3 separate regions of the Homo sapiens genome follow, and regions 1 and 3 are each linked to region 2. Evidence: chromatin contacts called from ENCODE Hi-C or POLR2A ChIA-PET data. All regions are on one chromosome and are shown on one strand. Each heading gives the region's core, a stretch centred on a gene start or an enhancer-like site at or near the end of the contact. The rest is flanking DNA. Distances are from core to core; before and after follow the strand shown. Region 1 overlaps THRB (thyroid hormone receptor beta). Region 2 overlaps THRB (thyroid hormone receptor beta). Region 3 holds the start of THRB-AS2 (THRB antisense RNA 2).

Evidence for each region. Hi-C counts contacts between places; a loop is a spot of excess contacts on that map. ChIA-PET counts read pairs that join two places held with the same protein, here RNA polymerase II (POLR2A). Pooled maps may share reads with other maps.
Region 1: a map of ascending aorta shows a loop between it and region 2 (2.4-fold over the local background). The contact joins two enhancer-like sites. A Hi-C loop is called at or near these places in 2 of 168 maps with a recorded cell type or tissue (ascending aorta and breast epithelium) and 2 of 50 pooled maps. POLR2A ChIA-PET finds 5 or more read pairs at or near these places in 1 of 52 experiments (BJ).
Region 3: a loop to region 2 is called in a pooled map, with 2.0 times the contacts of the local background. The contact joins the promoter of THRB-AS2 here to the enhancer-like site in region 2. A Hi-C loop is called at or near these places in 4 of 168 maps with a recorded cell type or tissue (PC-9, ascending aorta, sigmoid colon and 1 more), 1 of 37 single-sample maps with no recorded cell type and 13 of 50 pooled maps. POLR2A ChIA-PET finds 5 or more read pairs at or near these places in 1 of 52 experiments (PC-9).

What each region holds. Positions count from the first base shown.
Region 1 is chr3:24,363,883-24,367,387 of GRCh38, reverse strand. The region is part of intron 1 of THRB (thyroid hormone receptor beta); the gene reads left to right. Among named protein-coding and RNA genes, the nearest start is that of THRB-AS1, 130 kb to the left of the region's middle. Within about 2 kb of position 2,112, at least 13 of the 41 ENCODE cell types and tissues checked have a DNase peak (open chromatin) inside an H3K27ac peak, as active enhancers do; they include breast epithelium, where a contact is called at or near this core.
Region 2 is chr3:24,236,750-24,239,861 of GRCh38, reverse strand. The region is part of intron 3 of THRB (thyroid hormone receptor beta); the gene reads left to right. Among named protein-coding and RNA genes, the nearest start is that of THRB-AS2, 87 kb to the right of the region's middle. Within about 2 kb of position 1,686, at least 5 of the 41 ENCODE cell types and tissues checked have a DNase peak (open chromatin) inside an H3K27ac peak, as active enhancers do; they include breast epithelium, where a contact is called at or near this core.
Region 3 is chr3:24,149,791-24,153,144 of GRCh38, reverse strand. THRB-AS2 (THRB antisense RNA 2) reads right to left here and starts at 1,821. Exons shown (of 4, transcript NR_121667.1): 1 at 1,745-1,821. THRB (thyroid hormone receptor beta) reads left to right here. Exons shown (of 11, transcript NM_001354712.2): 6 at 655-755. RefSeq lists a silencer at 1-131.

The DNA of each region.
Region 1 (3,505 bases), core at 863-3,362, 130 kb before region 2:
ACAGGGTTTGCTACCCTGTCTGTAATTTCTAAACCAAAGAGGTTTGATACATAAAAGGGTTTTTACCATCCCTTACTCTAAATTGACTGAATGTTTAACCACCAGTCTGACTTTGAAGGCTTCCCCGATCTCTTGCCATGTACAAATGCTCAATCCCTCTTCAGTGTATTCGTTGACCTCTGTCCCTACTTCTAATTGCTGTGAAACATCTCCACGTCCTGCTTCCAGCCTATGCTGAAAGTTCTTTGAAGGTAGTAACTCTGACCATTTGTATACCAGATCAGTCCCTGCCATCCAGCTAGTGTTTAGCACACATTTGTTGAAGGAATTATGAATGTGTCATTAGTTTTTCAAATGTTGATTAGCATTATTTGAAAGTGAGAGGCTGTGGTACAGTCACAGAAAAAAAAATTGATTTGAAATCAGAAAACCTGATGAACAGCAGTACAAATAACTTGACTTCTAGGAATGGTGTGGTGGCTCACACCTGTAATCTCAGCACTTTGGGAGGCCGAAGTGGGTGGGTGGATCAAAAGGTCAGGAGATCAAGACCATCCTAGCCAACATGGTGAAACTTCATCTCTACTAAAAATACAAAAATTAACCTGGTGTGGTGGCATGTGCCTGTAATCCCAGCTTCTCGGGAGGCTGAGGCAGGAGAATTGCTTGAACCCGGGAGGCTGAGGCTGCAGTGAGCCGAGATGGTGCCACTGTACTCCAGCCTGGTGACAGAGAGAGACTCCTTCTCAAAAAAAAAAAAAAAAAAGTGAGAGGCTGTGCTATAGTCACAGAAAAAAAATGGATTTGAAATCAGAAAACCTGATGAATAGCAGTTCAGATAACTTGACTTCCGGATCCTTAAAATGATCAGAGTACACGTGCTTCCAGGAAGTAGAGAGACTGATAGGTTGATGGGCAAAGACATGAGTGAAGAGAGCAATCAGCAGCCGTTAGGCCTTGGTCCCTCACTCCCGCCATCGCTACCACCTGGTCATGACTGCCTGGAAGCATGGGGGTAACGATGAAGTAGAAGAGGACTTCTGGCTAGGATTCACCCCTTTCTAGTCTAAGATTGGCAATTCTCTCCATGTTCCCAGAAGGCAAGATGGCTACAATTAGTATAAGTAGAGAATGCTTGTTATATAGGAATAGTGTCTGATTCAACGATGGTTGATAGCTATAAGTACCATAGACATATGTGTATACTCTACTGCCAAAAACTGGAACTGGGTAGGGTAGTATTGTCAGACATAATTTGCTTTTTAATTTGGAAAAGGTAATAATGCATTTCAATATGCAAATAATATGTACCTAACCTAACTGGTTAATATTGGACATAGCCAAGTAAACAATTCTGACCTTCAAAATGCACAGGATTTTAGCCAATAAATTTAGTTGAAGTCAAAATACGCCCGATTAGAATATCTTATTTCCTCCTCTTAAGTTTTCCAAATGTGATAGAAGTTACTTGAATTTTCTTTTACATTGCTTTGACAATAGATTGAAATTATTGGTGGGAGAAATAGAAACTCTAAATGAATTAGTATTCCTCATGAGCTTCTAGAAGCCATTATAAAATAAGTAGTCAATAGGGAAGGAAATATAAGGCATAAGAATTATAAGGTATACTGTTTGATGAGACTTCCATAAAGTAATTGTACCATGCAGTTTTCAAACTTTTAAAGTTCAAACTCTTAAAAATAAAATTAAGGTTTCTAAGAAAATCAAATTAATTTTTTCCAGCTGATAAAGATTATCCATATGGCAATTGACTGCTGCTGTTTGCAGTTATCATATTTCTTTGTGATTCCCAAAGTGACAATCCAGTTTACAATAATAAGCTGGTAATGGATTTGCTCTTTACAAAGTATCTTATCTATGGCCCAAGTTTCTAAAGATTGAACTGCCCGGGGACCTTATAAAGCAGCCATGTTACTAAAGTTGTTTAAGCAGTTCCAGTCTGTTGAAAAGCTTTAGTTTATTTGTTTTTATAAAGTCCAGTGACACGAAGTTGGCTGGAGATTCTGTGGCATGAATCATTTCCTCCCTGCAGTCTGTCAGCTTGCAAACATGGGCAGAGGGAGTGCCTGTTCTGCCCTCTGCCTGTTCCTGCACACTCCCAAGCTTTTGCAAGTTGGTAGGGGGGTAAACTTGATGCAGTGACTCTTTGCTGGATTAGTGTACTCTTTCAAGTAACTGTTGGTGAATAAGGCAGGAAATTATGTTCCTGGATAAGAAATGACCAGGCTAATAATACATGTGGCAGGTAAATGATTTTTCTTATAAACACAGGGTTTAGAAATATGTTTTTGAATTAAGCAGTTTACCTGTAATATACAAGGTATACAAAATCCACTTCTGGCATATTCTGTATATATTTGGAAGTAACATATAAGTGCATAAGATTTTTGAAAATGGGCATTCTGATATGAAAAAGCTAGGTATTTACACATAGATATGTACATGTCTATGAGCTAAAATCTTATTGAAAATTATGTAATTTGATTTTTGGTATTTCTCTAAAGCAAAACTAAGTTTTCTAACATTTAAAATATCCTCATTAGGAGAAGTTTTCAAAACCTATTGTTCTCAGTTGTTTGTCCGAAAAACGTTACCTGTAGAGGCTGCTTTCTTTTATTTGTTTATTTTTATCCCTGTAATTTTTCACATGAGTACCCCCAAGAGCCCTTTCCCTAGAGAACAGTGTAAATCACACCAAATTATTATGTCTTGTTTGTACATGGATGATGAAGCAGAAAGATTTTGGGCTTTGGAATTAGAATGAAGTTTGAATTCTGATTTGTTTACTACCTACGTGACACAGAACAAGTTATTCAATCTTTTCAGATCTCAGTTTTCTCATCTGTAAAATGGGGATGACAACACCTACTTCATAGTTTTACTGTAAGAATTGGAATTCATTTGTGGAAAGTTATTTTTATATTATAGATCCTTACTATTAGCTATTATTACTAAAAATATAAAGTGCCTGACATATAGTAGACATTTAGAAAATGTGATTTTCTTCCATACTTCAACCACTGCATGACTTCACTCAGGTTGGCATAATCAAGTTATCATTCCATTAATATATCAAATGACTGAGGATACTGATAAGAACTCTTGATTATAGCTGATCTCTGTTTACATTTTGCTCATGCTCCTCTGATGCCATTTCCAAAGCTACCCCCTATCTCCTGGTTCATTTTTTACCACCATATGCTTTTCCATATTGGTTTGCCGTGTAGCCTTAAATGAATAAACATTTATATTAAGAGTGGCAAGGCCTTTATAACTGAACCCAGTATGTACTTTGTTTCATTAAGACTTAGGTAGAATTCTAATGTTTGCAGTTCAAGACAGTCATTTTGGATATGTGGATTGAACCTTGTATTACTTCTCAGACTCCATCCATCCTTAGTAATAAAGTGCATAATTTGGGACTCATATAAGAAATGGAAAATAATCACAAACTGTTTAAGTGTTTTTATGTATATTAGAGAAA
Region 2 (3,112 bases), core at 437-2,936:
ATACACTGAGAAAGTTGGGAATCTCTGTTACAGCATGACTGTCCCCAGGTATAGTTTAACTGTACACATTCTGGCAGGATCATGCATTCAAGCCATCACATTGCAGGAAATACACATTCTAAATTTAAATATTAGCAGGGGAGAAGCTGAAAGAAAATTAGAACTATATGCATCTTTGAGGGACTTCTTTCCTTTATAACCTTCCTACCCAGACCTACCCATCCTAGCTCCCTGAGACAACCCTTAACCAAGGCTCCTGTGATTTTTCAAAATAATAAATAATAATGATAGAGGCCAAGACAGGAGAATTGCTTAAGACCAGTAGTCCGAGACCAGCCTGGGCAACATAGCAAGACTCCATCAAATAATAATAATGATGATGTAAATTCTCATTTAGTGTCCCAAATATGATGGATTAATTCTTGCAAATTGGAACTAATGATTGCTCTAATTGCTCTGGTGCATTCCTGAAAATCACCTTTGATACACACTGTTGAAAGACAAATTCAGGCTGTGTGTGCTATACCATGCACCTGACACCTCACAGAAAGCCACTGGAATTTCTGATAAAGAGCCAACAGAACCTTTACCAAGCAGAATTAAACAAGAACCTAATGTGCGACTGAATGCAGTGGCTCACGCCTGTAATCCCAGCACTTTCAGATGCCGAGGTGGGCAGATCACTTGAGGCCAAGAGTTCAAGACCAGACTGGCCAACATGGTGAAACCCTGGGTCTACTTAAAATACAAAACTTAGCCAGGCATGGTGGCTTGTGCCTGTAATTCCAACTACTCAGGAGGCAGAGATAGGAGAATTGCTTGAACCCAGGAGAAAGAGATTGCTGTGAGCTGAGATCATGCCACTGCACTCCAGCCTGGGTGACAGAGCAAGACTCTGTCTCAAAAAAAAAAAAAAAGAACCTAATGCGTGAGAATGGAGACAAAGTTTCCGAAGTCAATTTCTGCAAGAGCTTTGCAATGTAGCCCCATGTCCCCTGCCCCCCATTTGACACTGAAGAAGTAGTAAACAGTTATATTTATTAGGATAATTTTATTTTCATCTTCAAGGGAATTTCAGGAGCACAGCAGTCTTCATAACACTCCATTTAGGAAGATTATTCTTTTTATCCCAGGGTTAAAAATCTGAAGGAGCTCACTGCAGATTCCAGAGGCAGCAGAGCACTGGCTCAGACTGAGAGACACTGTCTCCCTGGGACAAGATTGAATTTTCTTTTAAATTTCAGATGATACTATCAAGGGGTCAAGTACTAGAGTCTTTTCTTATGACACCATCCAGGGTTGCAGAAGGGAGTGGATTGTTTGTTATTGTCTTACTCATTATCAAACTCTTTTTAAAAATCAATAATAAATCATTTGCTGCAGTCTTAATGTTTTATTTTCACATTCTTGTTTGTTGTTTTTCATGCATGTGTCTCAGTGAGTCACCTAACCACAATTATATATTCTGGCATCTGGTGGTTCTGCATGGTACCCTCATTCCTTAGGAATTAATTTCCCTGACATGATGAATGTGTTTCCAATCCGTTCATCACACACACACCCCACACACCCCCCCCCCCCCCACACACACACACACATACACACACACCCTCTTTAGCAGGGAGAAGTTACCCTACTCTCCACCAGGTGTCAGTAGAGTCAGTTTTAACAGCATGCTTTGGCCAAAGGGGCATCTGCTGAAGTTGTTTTTCCTGCTGTCAGACGTTTCCTCAAACTACCTCTGGGCTGTCCTCTTAAGAGACTATCTTCCATTTCTTAGGAGTGTTCGGAGATGATAGTCCACCTGTAGAGAAAGACAGCCATAAGGAAACCGCACTATAAACAGCAGGTGGCCAAGCTGGTCCTTTCAGGTTGGTCTCATAAAATTTTTACTGGCTGTTTTCTTCTTTACTTTTCTATCACTACCTTATTTGGCTTAAAAGTGCTCCATGTTTCACTCAATGTGACAATAAATTAGATGTGGTTGATGCTTTTAGATTTGCAGGGGGCTTTGTTTGTTTGTTTTAAGGCCCATTCCACCTCTGCCACTGCTGACCTAGTCCTCAACACAGGAATCGGATTTTACTCTGCTTGTAGCCCCAGAACCCAGCATTGAAGGGTATAGAATACTACCATGGATTAAGTGTGCACGTCCCACTTAACCCAATGTCACCTTTGAGAGCTACGGCCTTATTCCCATTTTAGGAATGGTTACTCCTGACTCAGTATCCCATATTTAAGTGGCAAGGCCAATGCTCTTTGTAACATGCCATGGTGACTTTGTCTGGGAGAGAGGTGGAAAAGGAGAGGGGAAGAGGAAGGGGAAGAGAGAGAAGAGGACAATGATTTGGCCTGGATATTGACTAACATAAAGAGTAGGGGGAACTCTAGAATGAGATTGTTGAACTGGAGTTGAGAGAGTGGGTGGAGTGGAAGTAAAAGTGAATTATTTTACTAAGAATAAAAAGAAATATCAGCAACAGCAAATTAAGCTCAGTTTCAACCATAGACCCTGGTTGAATTATTTCCCTTCCTGACGGCAAAACACTTACAGAGACTGCCTGAAAATCTGAAATGAAAAGTATAGCTTTGCCATTCAACAGTCATTTGCTAAAGTCTGTTATGTGGGGCATGAGTCTCCTGCCATACCCAGTGGAGAAATTCTGACTGCCTTCCCCTCCAAGAGGTGACCCACTCAGATTAATACCTGGGATACGGTACAGACAGAGCTTTCACTAGTTTTCCACATTTTTACTAACTCAGAGTTTTATGTTCCTCTTTAGGCTCATGCCCAGTCTAACTACGCTAGCTTTTCATATTTTTTCTCTTACTGATTTTTTGATACTACATTCCCAAATAGGGTTAGTTTTACTGAATACAAAAGGTGGATCACAGCGTGGTATGATTTGAAAACACCTTGCCTCTGTTCTCCTATTTGAGTTCTTAACTGATTCCTATCATGAGAAATTCAACCATTATTTATTCACTTCATTGGGTCCTAGATTTAATATTAAAATGCAAAGGGCTCGGGGAAGGATAACTGGGGCTGCACTCAGGATGCTATAGACTTGGGAACAAATTTATTTCTGTGTCCAAACTTTCTTACTCCCCA
Region 3 (3,354 bases), core at 572-3,071, 87 kb after region 2:
CAGGTTTTGAAATAAGCCTTGTTAAATAGATTGTGTTATCTAGAACTCACAGTGCTCAAATCCTGGCCTCTCTGCTTGAGTCACTGGCTCTACAGCCTTCCTGCCATTCCCACCTGCACAGCAAGTGATCACAGCTATCTTTCTTTCTTTCTTTCTTTCTTTCTTTCTTTCTTTTTTTTTTTTTGGCAGAATTTCGCTCTTGTCGCCCAGGCTGGAGTGCAGTGGCACAATCTCAGCTCACTGCAACCTCTGCCTCCTGGGTTCAAGTGATTATCTTGCCTCAGCCTCCTGAGTAGCTGGGATTACAGGTGCCTGTCACCATGCCCGGCTAATTATTTGTATTTTTAGTAGAGAGAGGGTTTTGCCATGTTGGCCAGGCTGGTCTTGAACTCCTGACCCCAGGTGATCCACCTGCCTGGGCCTCCCAAAGTGCTGGGATTATAGGTGTGAGCTATTTCTAAGGCATTCTGAAATCCTGGGCCTATGTTAACTCTATGAGTATAAAATTCTTACCGTTTGGTTTCACTAAGTCTTTACTGTTGTTACCTCTTCCTGGCAAGCCAATTTTGTCTCTGGCCTAGCAACCTTAGCTATAGTGTCTCTTTGACGTTAACATATTATTTTTTAATATTCCTTCTTTTATTTCCTTCACAGGGTACATCCCCAGTTACTTAGACAAGGACGAGCTCTGTGTAGTGTGTGGTGACAAAGCCACCGGGTATCACTACCGCTGTATCACGTGTGAAGGCTGCAAGGTAATTGCCCTGGGTCCACAAGCACAGAGCTTAGCCCAGCTCCAGTCCCCTCCCAGTCCTCTTCCAGAATGCAATGTTAAGTTTAAATTCAAATTAAAATCAAATTCTAACATCCATGGTCTGTGATCATCCAGGTGTCTGGTTGTGCTCTTCATTTTTGACATGTTCAAGAACTGAATTTTTTTCCCAAATCATAAATAACTAAATGAGTGTAATGTCTGGTTTCTTTACTTCTGCAAGTGTTTTTAAAACAGGAAGAGAATCAATAAAATAAAAAGAAATTAATAAAACTCTTACTTTGGGTTTAAAAAGCATAGGTCCTTTTTAACATGTTGTCATCCCGAGAAATGACTGTTTCTCTTCTTGTTTTATCTACAGTGTTGGAGGAGACAGAGTTTACTCTACCACAGGCTGTTTTCTGCTGTTAGTCTGAGTGAATATGCTCATTTTCAAGGGTTCCAATAGGGAATATCTTTGAGGCTACTTAGATTCAGTTATGTTCTGAAATTATCCAAGTTGGCTTTTCGCACAGCCTGCAGTGACTAAGTAGATTCTGGTCATCCATCGGCTAATTTTGTGCTGTACAGTCCTATCTGCAGGAAATACTTGACAAGAATATACCAGTGATCAGTCCATTCACTTCCTGAAACTGAACCTAAATTGGCCTACTTACAAGACTTCATCAACAAAATTCAGATAAGGTTTCTGGAAAATATCTTTTGGTCCAACAATCTAGCCTTGAAAATGAAATCTACCATAAAGGAAAAAGCTTGACCCAGTGCTGTATTTCGTGTCTGTTCAGCTAATGTTTCATAAATAAAGAAGTATTTAAAGTCAGGGAAGGACTTTTAAAATTGTTTACTTGTTAAATACCTTGTCTTTTTTACCTCTTATATTTAAAACTAAATTATCAAGATGTAAACCCTAAAGCAAAAATTGTATTAAATGTATAAAACATTTCACCTTCCCTCCTCTCTCATCCACCTTACCTCTTTTTCTCTTCTTCCGCTTCTCCAACTGCCCCGCTTTGTTCATACCCTTGCTCGTAAAGCCCCCAAATCAACATGTTAGCTCAGTTTCAAATTAAGGTGTTTTCCTTTTCCCTAGTGGAAGATTTTCCATGCAAATTCCCTATGTTTTTGTACGTGACATTAGGAAACATTTAGGAGAAGGCTGCTAAAAATGTTGAGATAATACATCCATTGGAAAGGGGTAATTTCTAAGGTTGCAAGACTTGCTTTTTGGAATGTGGTGTAACATGTTCTTATTTATCCAGACCCCTTTGATCTGGAATTCGTAGTCCTTTAACAAAGACTGGGCTAAAGGTTGCCATTACATCTATGAAAATAATGTCTTAGGGAATTTAATGAATCTAATTACAAGTAAGTTCTGGCTATTTATTAATTAGAGACTTGCAGACAGTCTCTTGAAAGTAGTTTTATTGGCTTGATTTGAAAGTAATAAAACTACATAACTTTAGGTACCTACTCTCATTCCAAAAGTTCGATAATTCAAACTAGACTTTTCTCTAAATTAGTCCCAATTCATAAGGCTTTCCCTACCTTAGTTGCAGCACTGAGATTCTTCTAAATCGGCGCATAATGGGAAATTTCGAATTCTGGGAGAGAGATCCTGATTCCATTTAATATGGAATTCAATTTAATACTTAATTCCCCAAAATGACTCTAAAGAGTGAATGTGCCTTACAGAGGACAATACGTTATTAGTGACTGACTTAAACAAAGAGAGAATTGAGCCTATTAACCTATATCCCTGCCTCACATATGTCTTCAGGATGATCAAGAAATCAACTAGCCTGTTTTCCCTAGATCACAGGATGTTTGGAGCCTGGATCAGCTGAGGTTTTCTTAAAAGAAGAAATCGTGTAGCAAAATCTAGATTTTTTTTCAGATTCTGTGACTTTGTCTCAGGTCAGAATCCTGTTTCTAGGGTTGCCTTCATTGTAAAATCAGAGAAGAGCCTTCCCAGGGTACTTGTGCGGATCACTTAATATAATGACAAAGCATCTTGGAAAAAGACAAACGAGTTTTTCAAGTGAAACACGGTTTTTAAGAGTGGTGAAAGATGAAAGGGTTAATTGTTTCCTATATCGTTTATTCAAACCTGTAATTTAAAAATATTTCTACCCCATACTTGCAATGTGTATGGAGAGAATCCTTTTTGCCAGTTTTCACCCTGAGAAGAGTGAAATCTTTTGGAGATGTCATGTCTGTTGTGATATCCAAGTTTTTACACATCTTTTGTAGAAAGGATATTGATACTGTCCCACAGCAAACTATTTTTAGAGAAAGAATCAAAGCTTTTCAACAGCTGCCTGAATAGTGAACTAGAAGAGTGAGTTATCTCCTTTTCACATTGATCAGTGAATCATCTCAAAGTACTAAAAAATGGATACAGTTCTTCTCAGAATACAAAGAAACATGTCTGATATTGATTTATAAAAGCAAGACCTCTTCTTACCAACAAATCATCAATGAAATATATGTCCTTATTTATTGCCCAGGGCATCTCTTTTGTCAGCTCATCTCTAAAAGGATTTTTTTAAAATAAGTAGACTGTTTTAAATGTCTTCAAGTCC